Linked DNA regions of Mus musculus: region 1 is linked to region 2. Evidence: chromatin loops called from intact Hi-C (ENCODE). Cell type or tissue: left cerebral cortex. All regions are shown on one strand. Links, peaks and the distances in the headings refer to the core of each region. The heading gives the core; the rest is flanking DNA.

Region 1 (8,234 bases), core at 1,391-6,390, 76 kb after region 2:
TATGGGGGAGAGATGTGTTATCAGCTATGAACTTTATACTAACTAATGACTATTCTCAAAAAAGCAAGGAAATGATGAAAGGAATGGGATATATACCTGGACTAGGTCTTGGAAAAAATTTACAAGGTAGAATTTCACCAGTTAAAGCCACTGTAAAGGCAGACAAGAAAGGGCTGGGTTTTTTCTAGGGGCCACTGAAGAGCCTTTGCCCATCCCGTAGCATACGGAGGACACGGTGTAGGTGCCTCAATGGCCTTTACCTTCTGAGAAATTAAAAGCAGCTAAAGAATTAGTACAAGAACAATTAGACCTGGGACATGTGGAACCCACTCAATCACCCTGGAATACCCCCATTTTTTTTGTAAAGAAAAAGTCAGGTAAATGGAGATTGTTACATGACCTAAGAGCCATTAATGCACAAATGCAAGTTATGGGTTCTGTATAAAGAGGACTCCCCCTACTCTCAGCTCTACCTAAGGATTGGAGAATTATAGTAGTAGATATTAAGGATTGTGAGGTACTGAGAGAGAGTAGCCAATCAGATGAGGAACATGCAAATGAGGCTTAGTGCATAACCAATCCGGGTATGAGACACGCCTCTCCTAGGCCTATAAAAGCAGCACCAGTTCTGGGCTCGAAGTCTTTTCGCCTCTGCAATCAAGCTCTCCCAATAAACGTGTGCATAAGGATCCTGTTGCAGCGTCGTTCTTGCTGGTCGAGTCCGGCGCGCGCGCAAGACAAAATAGATGTTCCCTCCCTCTAGCTATTCTTGGTCATAGCTACACTGAAGTAACTAATAGATAGTCCAGTGTAGCCAGGAATTTTACTCGTCAACAGATGCTGACCAGCTTACTGATGTTGAATCTGTGGTGCCAGGCTACTGATGAGATCCTGGCAGGAGCTAAGCACACCTTTCAAGGCGATCTTCTGCCCCCTCCCAATTCTTCCAGAGCCTTCACGCTTACATCACCAACTACTAAAAAGCTTGGGTCTTAGAAGTTATACTGGAGGCAGCATCCTGCCTATATTCAGATGGCTATCCACTGAGCCTGAAGGAAAACGAAAAACCCCCTCAAAGTAGAATTCACTCCCCCAGGAATATTGCAAAGTGGGCATCTGCTGGAGCTGCAGAGAGTGCCATCAACTGCAGAAATACAGACATGGTAGAGACCCACGCAAGCACAAAGGGTTGGGAGATGGGAGGGGGGAGTTGCATCTTTGAGAAGGGTTTTCAGCATTGTGAGGGAAGAGAGGATCTTGGTAAGAAAGCCTGACCTGCCAAACAGACCACACAATTCTTGCCTAAATTTAACAAAATACCCACGGCCTTATTTCCAAGAGAGACAGATGAACAGAATGTAGTTGCACTGTGGGGCTTGCTAAAACATGATTTATTCACCCATAATTCACAGAGCAGCCCAAATGGAGAGGAAGCAGCAAGAGCTGAGGGCTGCTGATGAAGAATTTATTGGAGTGGTTTGGAAGACAGTCCCAGGATGTGAAAGCCCATTTATTTTCCAATTTGTAAATCAAAATGTTCTGGGTCAGGCAGGCAGGAGAACTAAGGCTGATGTTAAAAGCTGTGGCCTGTAAATCAAAGCAAATTTTGCTGTCAGGAATTTAGAAACGCAAGTCTGAATTCAGTTCGCTCCTGTTTCCTCCAGCAGCCAAGTGCCTCCCTCTCATGGTTCCCAGTCTGCAGCATCCATCTCTGTTGCTTTATGGATAGCAATTGCTGTACTTCAGACATCCCTATCCAGACAAGTTGCAGTTCTTAGCCAGGAGTGCATTTTTGTGGGTGCGAAAGTCTTTGCTTCTCTTCTGATTTAGAGATAGTGCTTAAGTAAGGTGTTGTCAACCATGGTCCCAGAGGAGGCTAAATCTCTCAGATCTTGGTTACCCTTTAAGAGCTTGACCTACTTAGACAGGGTTTACTGGTCTGCCCCATGCTGCCCAGCTCCCATCACTATGCCAAAATGTTTGAGGGAAACGCTGTAAAAGGAGAAGGAGTTCTTTGGCTCACTGTTTAGAGGCACCAGTCTATGCTTGCTCCATCACATCATCGTGGGTGTGTGGTAAGGCACAAAGTACTTGATAAAGTGAAGCTGCTTGGTGCTGGCCAAGAAGCAAGCTCCCTTCTCTGAAACCAATCAATCTACAGATCCACCAATGCATTAACCCATTCTTGCCGTCAGAGCATCATGGTCCCCATTGCCTCCCCCAAACCTTATCTCTGATCACTAGTGCACTGGGGCAGAAGCCTTGAAAGGCATGAGCTTTTGCAGGACATCGAAGATTTAAACCATGTGCCCCACTATGCCTCTGGGGTTCACCTGTTGGCAAAGGGTGGGAAGGAGATACAGTTGGTGATAGCAACCACAGCCAAACATCAGCGTGAAGAGCAAGAACTACACGTCGCGGTAGACTGGACAGGGGCGTACTGAATGCCTCTTGTAAACACTCTCCATGCTGTGGTGGCTTCATTGAGAAATGTCCTTCATAGTCTCGTGTATTCAAACACTTGATCCCCAGTTGATGGTGCTGTGTGTAGAGGTCGTGGTGTCTCTGGAGGTACAGATTTGCTGTGGAAGTAGTGTCACCCCACTTCCTGTTCTCTTCTTCTGCTTCCTGTGCGTGGATGAAAGCGTCCTCCGCCAGCATCATGCTCCGCCTCTCCCGCCTCCCCTGTCATGACAGAATCTCTCCTTCTGTGATTGGAAGCTAAAATAAACCGTCTTTTTAAAGTTGTTTTTGTCGGGGTGTTTTATCCTAAGCATCCTCTTTCGTTAGTTACTCAGATCTGTTGATTCAAGAATTCATGGGAGTATAGTGAACTGAAGTCTCAGTCATTTACCCTCAAAGCCCGGGTCTTTGGTGGCTTCTTCTTTTTCTGCTCACTCCATGGAGCCATTAGATGATCTCAGAGCCAGCCTTGGGAGATGTGGGTTGAATCCACTTCGATAATTTGTAAATAACTACAAAGGCATGTCCCAGCCGGATTCAAGGGCTTCTGTCATTTCAGCTACAAGTACCATTTAAAGAGCCATTTGCCTTCAGAATCCCCTTTGGCCTCACATTTTCCCGTGATCAAAGTCCGCTGTGTCCAAGGTGTTGGACTGAGGCTGGGGATGGGGCTGCAGCATTTGCTCTGATCTCTTTTTCCATCCCCCCTTCCACTCCCCTCACTACTTGCACCCCTACTTCTGCCTCCTCCCCTCCCACAAGCTCCTGGCATGTCCCCTCAGAACTTCCTGGAAGGGTGCCCACCAACCTCTCCCCTAGATAATAAGCTCTCTGGAGAGTCTTTTCAAAACAAGAGAAACGTCAACCTGCCTCCAAGAAACACAAACAAGGAACGTCCTGACCTACATACCCCACTCGGCAGTGCCAATCGGGCCTGTTTCATCACTCCGAAGAGCTATTTATTCTCGGTAAACAAAAAGATCCTTTTCTTTGTGAGAAATGATAGAAAACCCACAAACAGAGAGCTTGCAAGTGTAGAGCATGCGCCTCACGGAGAGGGCTATTGCAGGACCAACCCATGCGCATGAGCCTCACAGGGAGCGCTGTTGCGAGACCAGCCCATGCTGTGTCTGTACATTTCTGAGAATAAAAACCCCATCTAGGTCCAGGGCATCTGCTGGGGACCCCTGTCTTTCATGTTCTCTGCTGAATGTAGCCTCCATGGGCATATTTGAGAGCTCCCTACTAGAGAGCCAGATTTCTTCCATGAATCAAGAATAATATATGGTTCTAATCTCCCATCCACATCCTTGCTTTAGGGAGGCATGCCTGGTCCCAGACTGGGAAGGGCATCCCAGACCATAAAATCCACAGCATATACTCTCCCTGTCAAAAGTCTCTCCGTACTCACTACATTTCTTACCTAATGTCTCCACTTTCTATGGAAGCAGTGGCCATATCTGTTCTGTCAACCAAGTCTGTGTGTGTGTGTGTGGTGTGGTGTGTATTGTGTGTTTATTACATGGGTGCTGGTGAGTCCACCTCATGTCTTCATGTTTGAAGACCAGGAGCCACCTCTCTGACCTCCTGTGTACTGAGTCTTCAGTGCCTGGTGTGTGGTCTCCAGCACACATTTGTGATTCAGAACAGCGGACTCAAAGGGAACACCAACAGCAGAGGTGCAGTCAGTAAGGTGCCCTTTATATATCAGAGACACATTAAAGCCCCCAGGGGGTGCCTGAACCACAGATCCCTACCAACCCTGCATAATAAGAGACTGGCAACATTTATGTTAAAAGAAGAGAATTAGAACAATAGATAGTAATGAAGTGGAAACTTCTGGTATCTTTGGAAAGTCAGTATATCAAATGAGGGCTTGCTGAGGCACATAGGTGAAATGATGTCTTGCTAAAGCAGACACATGAAAGAATGCTTTCCTGAAGCAGACACAGGTGAAAGGATGTTTTGATATAGCAAACACTCAAAAGGACTCGTGCTGACGAAGTACAAATATGACCCCACAGACAGTGGGAGACAGACGAGCACTGAGCATTGGTTTGGTTTGCTCCGCCTCACTGTTCTTTGATAACAACACACAAGTATTGGTTCGCTTTACTAGAATTGTTGAGTTTGACTTGTGATAATGCTGCCATTGAGAGAAATTCACCCAAGAACTGCTCCTGAGGATACCGTGGCAGCTTGACGCTTCTGTGGAGATGTCAGGCTGGTTGATGTTTGTGCCTGGTGCCTGCCTGCCAAAAGGACTGGGCCGTAGCTCCCAGTTTGTGTATGGCATTTGCCTGCCGAGAGCACTGGTCTGCAGCTGCTGCTGTAGTTGGTGTTTGCTACAGGACTAAACTACTGCCAAAGAAGATCAAACTTGCTCCCAAAGAACTATTGCTGAGCAGGTCCACTTCTCCCATATGCTAATAACTTTTCTTTCCACTATCTCTGCTGAGTAGTGGGCTAGAGGGGAGGTTGAACCCTTATTAAAACATTTTTGCTACATAATAATCACCAACAGTATGCAATGACTACACCCTCTTGTCATCTCTTCCTGTATCCACACAGATTCCTGGGCTAGTAAATGGTAAGTCCAACTCCTAAGTGATGAGACAAAAAGGGAAACTGATCCAGAGGCTACGATGAAGACAGAAGCCAGAGCAAGACTTTGATGAGCCATGACAATGTCTGTTAGCCCTGGGGAATCTAAAGGACCACACAGGAAATGAAAATTACAGAGGGAGTATTATGGGATAGGCCAAGATCAATAGTAAGTCCTTTTCATATCTCCATTTCACAGGAAGGTGTATGGTATAGAGCGTCAGTAATTTACTTGAAATCACACATTTTAAAGGGGAGGAGGGACAGGGGGATCTAAGCCAGTGGTTCTCAACCTTTCTAATGTAGTGACCCTTTAATACAGTCCCTCATGTTGTGATGACCCCCAACCATAAAATTTGTTGCTCCTTCATAACTGTAATTTTGCTGTTGTTATGAATTGGAATGTAAGTATCTGTGTTTTCTTGGTCTTAGGTGACCCCTGTCAAAGGGTCATTTGGGTTGAATCCTACAGGTTGAGAATTAGCTTGGATTCTAAGCTCAGTTAGTTGGACAGCAAAGCAGAAGTAGTGGTGTATGACCCTAGACAGCCTCACCGGCCTCCTGGCTGCTAACTTCCTGCTAACACTGCAGACCACTGAAGAGCCGGACTCTCATGGGCCCTAACACTGACCATGCTGACTACCCAGTGGCTGTACTAATGAAACATTGAGGAAACAGCTCCCAGCTTGCCTTCTAACAGCACCAAATGGCCATTGGGTTAGGGGTGGCACTGTTTCAGCTCAGCCTCTTCTGATCCTCAACATTTGTCACAGCCCTCAATTAAGTGTTTTTCTTTGTAAGAGTTGCCATGGTCCTAGAGTCTCTTCACAGCAATAGAGCACTAACTACGATATCCTCTTTAATAATTTGTAGCCATTTTGTAACACACACACACACACACACACACACACACACACACACACACACGACTCTGTAAAAAGTGTGATCTGAGGATTAGTATTAGTGACTTAGACTAGAGTTAAAGAACTTGTGATTGCCAGCAGCGGCTGCCCAGGGAGATCAGGATTACTTGGCAAATTACAGTCAACAAACAACAGCTTGCGAATCTTGTGGGCAGTCACCAACGTATTCACCAATGTTTCTGACATGGCACGCACAGAGATCTATCATGCAAGGTGAAAAGGCCTCACTATGAGCTTAATCATAAGCTCTGTAAAAACGCTGGCTGAGTGATACATGTCTCTCTACCCAAAAGAAAACCAGAACCATCATCAATTAAATAACAGTGTTGGCAGTCTGGGAAGAGAGCTGTATGTGTAACCCCATTCAGCGATGCCATCAATGGACCACCCCAGTCAAGATGCTCTGCATCAATGATGGCATCAGTCTTGAAGCCACACAGTAAAGAGGTGACCATCTCCTAGGCTGAGAGGGCTAGAACACAGGATATCTGGTGATCCAGAACAAGTTTCAAATAGACTGAAAGGTTAAGATAAGGGGAGGGGCGATGGAGCAAAGCCATTACAGGCTGCTTTAGTTAGAGTTTCTTCTGTGATAAGAAACCATGTCCAAAATTAGTTCAAGAAGGAAAGGGTTTATTTCATATTATACTTCAAGATTATAGTCCGTCATCGAGGGCAAGAACTCAGAGAGAGATTCTAGAGGCAGGTACTGAAGAAGAGCCATGGAGGAGTGATGTGTAATACTGGCTTGTCCTTGTGGCTTGCCTGGCCAGCTTGCCTTCTAACAGCACCAAATGGCCATTGTGGCACTGTCCAGAGTGAGCTGGGCCTTCCCACAGCAGCCATCAATCAAGAAAACACAAATGCTTCACAGACTTGCCCACAGATTTCCGGTATGGTAATCATCTTCTCAACTGAGGTTCCTTCCTCTGGGGTGACTCCAGCCCGGGTCGAGTTGACATACAGCCATCAGCATAGAGGCATGACAGTGCACAGGGAATAAATAGCACAGAGTGGGCCCGGCTCAGTCACCAGACAAACTATGGAAGAGACAAGCAAAAAAATGACAGCACCGGCTTTCAAAGAACAGGGTGCAGAGTCACCGTTCGGGCAGTGTGAAGAATCTCCTAAAATAGCACATTTTCAGCAGAGTGAAGTAGGACAGTGTGGGGTCTGTTAAGCGCGCTTGCTGCTCTTAGAGAAAACCTGGGTTTGCCTCACGACCTCCACATGGTGATGTGATACATGCGTATACTCAAAACACAGGCAAAACTCTCATACTCATGAATCAAATAAATCTTTAAAAAGCAAATTTAAGTAAATACATATCTGTTTGTTAAGTGACTGTTAATATGACATGTTCTGTCTTAAGAAATAAAAGCAGTCTTGAAAGTATAAACATTTTATTTTGTTTATTGAAAACTCTGTGTGTGTGTGTGTGTGTGTGTGTGTGTGTGTGTGTGTGTGTGTATGCATGTGGGTTTGTGCCTGTGTGAGCATGAGTACCCATGAAGTTAAGAAGTTATCTGATCCCCTAAGACTGGGGTTACAGGCCATTGTGAGATGCCTGCCTTGGGTGCTGGGAACCAAACTTGGGTCATCTGCAGGAGTACAAAATGCTCTTAACTGCTGAGCCATCTCTATAGTCCTAGGCAACTACTTTAAATCAACTAGTGTAAATCCACTCTGATGAAAAATGAAAACCTCATCTGAACTATCAGAGGAGATTGTGGCAATAATGTGTCACCACAGAGAGACCATCAATAAAAGATACAAAGTAACACTTTCAACTGAAATCCTACCTTCCCATCTCACTTATTCTAGAGTTGACCAGCCTGAGAGTCCAATGAAATTCTGTATTGACAACCAGCCTGTGATAGTTAGAATAGGAATGCCTGCCCTGCCCCTAGATTCATGTGTTTGAATGCTTGGCCACAGGGAATGGCACTGTTAGGAGCCATGGCCTTGTTGAAGGAAGTATGTCACTTTGTAGGTGGGCTTTGAGGCGACAACCTAACAGCTGCCCAGTCTCAAGGCTTTGTGTACCAGCTGTCCCACTCTGCTACCAGGAACTTGGAAGGCTCCTAGAAAGACAACTGATACTTAGTCCACAATGGAAACTCGGAGATGCGGTTCTGATAAAAGCAGCAGAAACAGGGGGATCGACTCAGCACCTGGGCACCAAGAGGGAAGAGCCCAGCGAGAGAAGAGTCGGCAACCCTTCGGTGGGGCTCCTCTGATCTG
Region 2 (8,234 bases), core at 1,782-6,781:
TGCTAGAGCTTAAACTTTCAATATAGTCAAGCTCCAAGGGGTAGGGGCACCCACTTCTCCATGGCACTTGGGATGTTGGAGAACTCAGAGGTCCCATCAGCGTCATGTCACCATACATGTGGCAGATCTGCAACCCTCAGGCTTGTCCTGAGGAGAGAATAGCCCAGGTGGACTTTCAGTTGCAGCTGGGCAGCCTGACTAAGGGCTTGTCTAAGCACCAGAGAGCTCCCCGTTCTGAGCTGAGCCCAGCTGCTGAGCCCCGTTTCCTGGACTCAAGTGCTGAGCCAAGGATGTTAGCAGAATAAGATTGCCAGCCCGCCTGCGCCCCATTGTGTTAATTACAGGCTGTTATTTCATGTTAAGAATCCACAACAAGATTAAGGGCACTGTCATCTTAAAAGCCAAACCGTGACCTCAAAAACTCATCAGTGAATGAGAGGACAAATATTCCTGTAGTGCTGGTTAAAAATAGGAGCGGTGGAGAGAGCGAGAGGGAGATGGATGCCATTAAGAGGTAATTACATTTACTGTAAATGGGAGCCTGGGGAAGGAGCTATTCTAGGCAGGAAAACCCGTGACACAGGAAACCCAGCAAGGCCACTTGCTGATTGATGGCCGTGTGCTTTCTGAATCAGCTTTGCCTATGGGGTGAATGGTGTTACCACTGTGCCTAGTGCCCTGGGCCTGAGTGGAGGTGCTTGCCAAAAAACTGTGTTTCCCAAAAAGGGAAATGGGAACCGTGTAGTCCACTCCGAGTCTCAGAATGCAACTTCTCTGTGGTTCACAGTTCCAATGTCCTTCGTTCCTCAGTTGCCAGGCATCATCTGATTGGACAAGGTAGAATTTATTATTGCCTTTGAGTGAAACTAATTTTCATTCGAGTTGAGGTCCACAAAGGCAGGCAGTTCTGGTTCGTGCGCAGCAGTGGATATCTGCAGGGCCCTGTGCAGAGACATGTTGGCTACATGTGAATGTGTAGCCTGAAGTCTGTGCAAGTCTCACATTTTACCAGCTGAGAAGACTCAGGGTTCCTTCTGGGCCAGTGTTTATGTTAATAATCATAGAATTACATCATCACATCTGAAACTGAGCTAGGACAGTATAGGGTAAGTGATCTGCTATATCATTATTTATTTCAAGTTATTGACTTCATAAATAAAAGTTATTACTCTATGGGGAGCAAATTATTTCAGGTGCACACACACAGATACACAAACCTTGGCTTTGATAACATGCTATGCCTTTGTCTTCTTAGTCAATTGCTTTTTCCTTATACCCTCATTTTCTCCTAACTCTTCATACTATGTTAGTTTCTGCTGAGCCATCCCTAGACAGTCTTGCTTCTACTTTAATGGTACACATGATTTTAAGCATCTATTAATTTATAAAATCTAAGAATCAATAAGACTGGCTTAATTCACTTAATACAGCTATCTCCAACAGTGTCTGTTTTCCTATAAACAATAAAACATGGTTAACCTTTTTACTGGCTAGTTTTGTGTCAACTTGACACAGCTGGAGTTATCACAGAGAAAGGAGCATCAGTTGGGGAAATGCTTCCACTAGATCCAGGTGTAAGGCATTTTCTCAATTAGTGATCAAGGGGGAAAGGCCCCTTGTGGGTGGTGACATCCCTGGGCTGGTAGTCTTGGGTTCTATAAGAGAGCAGGCTGAGCAAGCCAGGGGAAGCAAGCCAGTAAGTAACATCCCTCCATGGCCTCTGCATCAGCTCCTGCTTCCTGATCTGCTTGAGTTCCAGTCCTGACTTCCTTTGGTGATGAAAAGCAATTTAGAAGTGTAAGCTAAATAAACCCTTTCCTCCCCAACTTGCTTCTTGGTCATGATGTTTTGTGCAGGAGTACAAACCCTGACTAAGACAATACCTCTATCCACATGATCCAGGCAATGGCCTACCATTGAGGCAAGGAGATCATTTCTTGTAGCAGATCCTTTGCCCACTGATATCTCTCAGCCACTCATAGGTCGAGACTGTGCCATCTCTCAGGAGGCAACAGTGATGGTTTCTACATGAATTTCATGGGGATTAATGGAAGTTTAAGTCAAGTGTCTTAGTTGGAGTTTCTATTGCAGTTGTCACTGGGATAGACTGACTTGGAGGCCTTTGGGTAAATATCTAGGAATAGAAGGTATGGCTAGGTCATATCTTGGGTCTATATAGGTTTCTGAGAAACCTGCCTACTATAGAATGGCACTACTATAAGCTGCCATAGGGGCAGGACATGTTTACATTCTTGCCCGTAGTGTATAGTGTATAAGGTTCTTAGGGTTTTATTGCAATGAAGAGACACCATGACCACAGCAACTCTCACAAAGGAAAACGTTTTATGGCAGCTGGCTTACACTTCAGAGGTTTAGTCCATTATTATCATGGCAGGGAGCATGGTTCCATGCAGTCAGACATGGTGCAGGAAAGGTAGTTAAGAGTTCTACATCTGATCTGCAGGCAGCAGGAAGAGAGAGTGACACTGGACTTGGCTTGAGCATCTGAAACCTCAAAGCCCAGCCACCAGTGGCATTTCCTCCAGTAAGGCCATACCCACTCCCACAAGGCCACACCTCCTAACCATGTCAAATAATGCCACTCCCTGTGAGTCTATGGTGGCCATTTCCATTCAAACCACCACAGCTGTCTTTCACGGCACGAGCATCTGTGGTTACTTGCTTTTTAATGACTGGCACTCTGACTGGGGGGAGCTAGAATCTCAATGTAATTCTGCTTTACATTTTTCTGATGCTTAGTGAGCCTCCAGGTTGTAAAAAACATTGTTATCCATCATTTGTATTTTATCATTTGGAAACTGCTTACTGAACTTGATAATCTATCAGCTGAGCTGTTTGGCTCTTTAGGTTTTTCTCGAGTTCTTTATATGGTTTAGATGCTAATCCTGTCATGTTCAACTAGCTAGGTTTTCTCTGATCCTGCAGGCTGTCTCTTTATTCTGTAACCACTTTCTTAGAATTTATTCCAAGAAGTGGTTTACAGGGTAAGAGGTAAATGCATGCTGCATGTACTATTTTTATATCTAATACTGAAGTTTCCTCTGAAAACATACCTAACATTAACACTTTCACAGATACTTTGAGTGCCATTAAACATCACAGATCTTTAATTTCTTGCTCATTTTTTTTTGTATGTTTGTTTTTTGTTTTTGAGACAGGGTTTCTCTATATAGCCCTGGCTGTCCTGGAACTCACTCTTTAGACCAGGCTGGCCTCGAACTCAGAAATCTGCCTAGCTCTGCCTCCCAAGTGCTGGGATTAAAGGCGTGCACCACCACCACCCGGCCTGCTCAATTTTATTTTAACTGTCATACATTGGTAATTTATGGCTCCCCCCGCCCCCTTTTGGCAAGGTACAAGGTGTTGAAGATAAAACCCAGGGACTTGATTGTTTAGATAAAAGCTCTACTGTTGAGGTCTGCCCCTGAGACAGGGGCAATAGAGGTAGCTCCATGCAACAGGGACAGTTTCCATGGCTCAGCTACCCTTCTGCAACGTGACATGGAAGCCATGATTTCCTGTGGGCTTCCTGCCGCGGAGCTGCGGAGCAGTGTGAGTGCTATACTGACCCTGATGAGAGCAGTGAGCGCTGCTAGCCTGCAAGCCACAGAGGGCAAACACCGACCGACCATTTGCCACCCAGGTGCTCTTGCATCCTAGGTTCCTGGACCAGAGCTGGTTTGCTTTGCCTTTGCTGTAGTAGGAACTACACTTTCCTGCTAATCCTGTTGGAGCAAAGTGGAAAGAAGTCACCACTAGGTGTCACAACGAGTCAAGTTAAAGCCTAGTTGTGGCGAATAGTTAAAGGCATTTAGTGTGTTCAGCTCCATCTTTTATCAAGCACCTGTTGAGCATCCGCTGGTCCTAGGGAGCTCGTCCAGGCCGGGCCTCCTGGCTTGGTTAAGGAAAACTCAGTACCGGGTAGAGAGGGAACTCGGGTTGATGGAGGAGGCAGAAGACTTTTCTTGAGGGAGATGCCTTTTGCAGTGTGTGTGAAGGATCAGGACAGTGGGACATTTGTTCTTCTTCCCAGGAAAGCACCCTGAAATCTGGCCTAGCGCTGGCTCTTGCCCCAGGTTGAATTTTTCCAACATGGAAGGGAACTTTGGTGGGAGTGGTGTGGGGGTCAGGGGGTCAGGGAGCTGTGTTGATGGCTTGTTCTTAGCCCAGACTGGTGGTGCAGGCCTGTAATCCTAGGCATTTTCGAAGCTGAGGCAGGAGGATCTCAAATTCAAGGACGGTCTGGGATTCAGAGTATGTTCAAGAACAACATACTGATACTCCATCTCAAGATAATGACGATGATGATGTTGACAATGACAATTGTGATGACAGAGGCTTGGAGATGTGCCTCACTGCTAAAACCTCTTGCCCCATAAGCATGAAGCCTTAGGCTCAATCCCCTGCACTAAAAAAAAAAAGAAAAAGAAAAAAAAAGTCATTCTTTACCTATTTTATTAAGATACTGCTTTGTTTTTTGCTTTGTTTCTTTCTTCAACACAATCAAGAGAATCTCTCTGAGACACAACTATAGCTCAATCTCATGCAGCCCCTCTTTCTGTGAGATTCCCTTCACAGGCGATCCTGCATTGGCTGACTAACCACCACAGGCCTCTTTGTTGAGTGTCTGAAATATCTTGTAATAGTAGAATAAATCCAATGCTAGTGGCTTAAAACAAGAGGAAAAACAAAAACAACAACAACAAAATAAAACAAGCCAAAAAAACAAAAACAAAAAAAAACAAAAACAAAAAACAAAAAACACACCAGGCCTTGTTAGTCCTTTTAATTTATATTCCTTATATTGAAATTCAGCACAAAAACTGAATTGAATATCCCAAATGTTTATGAAAATAGTATTTATTTTCCTAAATCTATTGTTTGCTGGTGGGATTTTGGAGCCTTCTGAATGAAATTCTCCTAAATAATAATATTATTTTTTTAAAAAATTTTCTGGTTGCTGGTCTCCTGGGCAATTAAGTGTTCTCTCTGCTGCCCCCCACCTGCCCCATGCTAACACCCCACATCCCCCTCTCTCCAGGATCTTTATCCCAGGATAGCCTTGAACTCAGTATCTTGGCAAGGATGACCTCGAGTGTCTTGCTCCCACCTTCCTAGCGCTATAGTTACAGGAATGTGGGAGCACAATTATTTTAGTAGTTTTTACAGGAATAACGTTGGACTCTGAGAACATAGCATTTGAAAGAAAAGTTTTCCCCATCTGCTGAGGACCAATCACTAGGTTACAAGGACAACGTGGGACATTGAGAGTTTTAGGGTTGGGGTGGGGCAGGAGATAGGAGATCTCTAGGGCTGGGGGACACTGAGATAGAAAAAGTATAAAGAAAGGGACAACAGTTTGAGGTTCCTCAAGCTGCAGGTGTCTAGCCTTGGTATCACCTACTGTGTGCCCCTTGAACCAGTCTTGCAACATCTTCCACTAATGTGTGGTACCTGTGCTGTCAGGCAGACGTGCACATGCGCACTCACTCGCTCATGCACACACAGGTGTGATCCATTGGGCCACTGTTCCCATCTCCACCCTGCATCTCCACCACCAGAAGAAACCTGTTTGAAGGCTGTGGGTAGTGAGCTTGGCAGGAGCCGGGGGCGGGGAGCAGCATCAAGAGAGGCTTTTCCTGTACCCTTTCCCTCACAGCTTTGGATATATTCCATCATCTCCCACGCACATTGCTCATAACACGTTAGTCACCATAATCTTAATCTACTGAACAATAACATTCTGTGCTCCTCATAGCGCCCCGGAAAGTGATTTCGTGGCTGTCATGACACTTAACACAGCGTCGCCACACTTACTTTGGAGAAGTTAAGCTGCTCGTGGGGTTTTAGTAGCAGAAGTTTAAAGCACAAAATTACCTGAATTGACTCACACAAATGGCAAACAGTTTTTCACAGTGAGTTTAATTATTTCTTTGCTTCCTTTCCTCTGCTTGGAATATTTGCCTCCTATTTGATCATTAAAGTATGCCTGCTCTGAGGTTACCTGCCTTGTACCCATCTCTGTCTCATATGCTTAGGATCATGAGGAAGGTGTTTGGATTCAAGCTCTGCCCTTGCCCTTCATTATTAATGAAATATGGAGATGATGCATCCATAAAGGTAGCATGATGGTTTGAGATGGTTCACGACAGGCGAGCCATACCAACTCTCTGATCAAAATCTGCACTGTATGTAAGTTCACCAATAAACATCTGCAATTAGCCAGGCCCCAGCCAATCAGAAGTTGCATCATTTGGGTCTCCACCAAGCAGAGCCTCAATACACAGATTTCCACCAATGGGATTGGTTCGTCCTGAGGCAGGAGTCGCAGGTGGAAGCAAAATGACCACACAAGACTTCCCTGACTCAAAACTCCTGCCTAGCACTTGGCAGTAAAACCCTCCACTGGCCTCTCCTCATCTCCACGACAGGCTCTGGGGCTGAGAATCTCTGCCTGTCACCATTGCCGTTCTGCATCTTGGTAATCTGATTTTATGTTTTGAGTAACAGTGGCCACACTCTAAATTTGCTTGTCTCTTCAGAAGCCTCCTAAGTTCATGAATAAGCAATAAACATCAGAATTATCCTGGCCAAACTTGGAGTTCCAGTCATCACAAAACACATCCAGCAGGAAAGATGCATAGCTCGGTGGTAAAGGGTGCATACTGAAGACCCCGTGTTCTTACACAGACACACACATACAGACACACAGGCACACACACACACACACACACACATGTGCATACACACACATGCACACCACACATATGCACACACACACACACACACACACACACACTTTCATGCTGTTTGGGCAGAATGAACCTGGGTGTGTCTGTGTGCATCACCAGCAGCCTCTAATACTAGTGGTTCTTTGAGCACCAGCTGCTCTACCATCCCTCTTTACCATGGCAACATTTCTGGAGAATCGCTGCTGTGGGAGGACTTGATTCTTCTGGTTGCCGTAGGCTGACTCTGAGCCTCCCAAGCCCCAGAGACTACCAACCATGTATGCTTGGTCCTTCACCTCAGTGCCGGGACCTGAACTTAATGCTCAGGTTGACGAAGGTCGGGGGTCTTGCTTAAACAGAAACGAGTCTATGGATGAGGATGGAGGCTGAGGGATGCCTGTCCCATCCTCATAGCAGCGCTTAGAAGGGAGAAATGCTTGATGAGGTGGGAAAGGTGGACAGAGGGGGATGCTTATGATTTGGTTGATAGAAACTGAGATGTCCTCTGGACCTGCATCCACCACAGGAGTTACACTGGGAAGGGGCATTGGGTAGGCTCCAGGGCTGCCCTACCTGGCAAAGGGAGGCTCCAGCTGAAGGCAGCACCAGTTGTAACTGCTTTCCCTTTTGACCCAGAAGGCCGTAGGAAGGATGAAGGATAAAAGATGAGGCTTTCTCTACACATCCAGGAGAACCAATGCATACTTGAGAACCAGACTCTCCCCGTTCGTGTGTCCCTGGAGTCCCGATACAGTAACAATGTTGGTCACCATGGAATCAGAGTAGTCTTGCTCACTTGGAGGTTGGCTCAGACAAGACGATGACTTTCCTGAAGGCACAAAGGTTTAGCCAGAGTAGAATTCAGACTCCTCATCTTCTCTTCCACTCTGCTTTCAAGCTTGCCTCTGTGCAATGGTTAACTTTGACTCTTGGCTTGAGAGACACCTAGATTCGTAAAGCCCTGTTCTGCATGCCTGGGAGGACACTTCCTAACATGGGAAGGGAATGTCCATGTGGGACAAGAGAGGAAGAAGGAGGAATCCCAGTCATACAGACATCCTCTGCCTGCTCCCTGACTGTCACAAGGCATGCAACCTCCTGTGACATGTGATCCTGTCTCCCCCCCCCCCCATGATATTCTGTCTTCCCATTAGCCATTCTAATGGAGGCAGCTGCCCATGGGATGATGCCCCTGGGACCATGAACTAAGATAAACCTTTTTTCTTCTTAACATAATTTACCTTGGATATTCTGTCATAGTGATAGAAATGACAGATAAAGTCAATGCCTGATTGGTACCCTGCATCTTCATGACTGTCCTCTATACACGTCCACCTGGGGACAAACAGCTGAAGAAAGGGTTTGGAATGGGAAATTAGGCCTTTGGTACAGAGGCATTGGAAACATCAAGTCACTCAATAAACAGCCTGCTGCGGTCCCCCAGTGGTTTTTATCATTAGAGTCTCTTTGTTAAGGGGCCAA

The links. Peaks named below come from ENCODE experiments on the same cell type or tissue, not always from the same donor. Only the 100,000 strongest peaks of a DNase experiment are listed, where the experiment ranks them.
Region 1: a loop joins it to region 2, with 2.5 times the contacts of the local background. A loop is called at or near these places in 7 of 42 quality-filtered maps.

What each region holds. Positions count from the first base shown.
Region 1 is chr1:39,083,078-39,091,311 of GRCm38, forward strand. No RefSeq gene overlaps it. Among named protein-coding and RNA genes, the nearest start is that of Gm35222, 60 kb to the left of the region's middle. In left cerebral cortex, for the core only: a CTCF peak has its summit at 3,568; DNase peaks (open chromatin) are centred at 1,691, 2,722 and 3,384; H3K27ac peaks cover 3,080 bases.
Region 2 is chr1:39,007,105-39,015,338 of GRCm38, forward strand. No RefSeq gene overlaps it. Among named protein-coding and RNA genes, the nearest start is that of Gm35222, 16 kb to the right of the region's middle. In left cerebral cortex, for the core only: a CTCF peak has its summit at 3,774 (motif pointing right); DNase peaks (open chromatin) are centred at 3,784, 5,698 and 6,539; H3K27ac peaks cover 1,137 bases.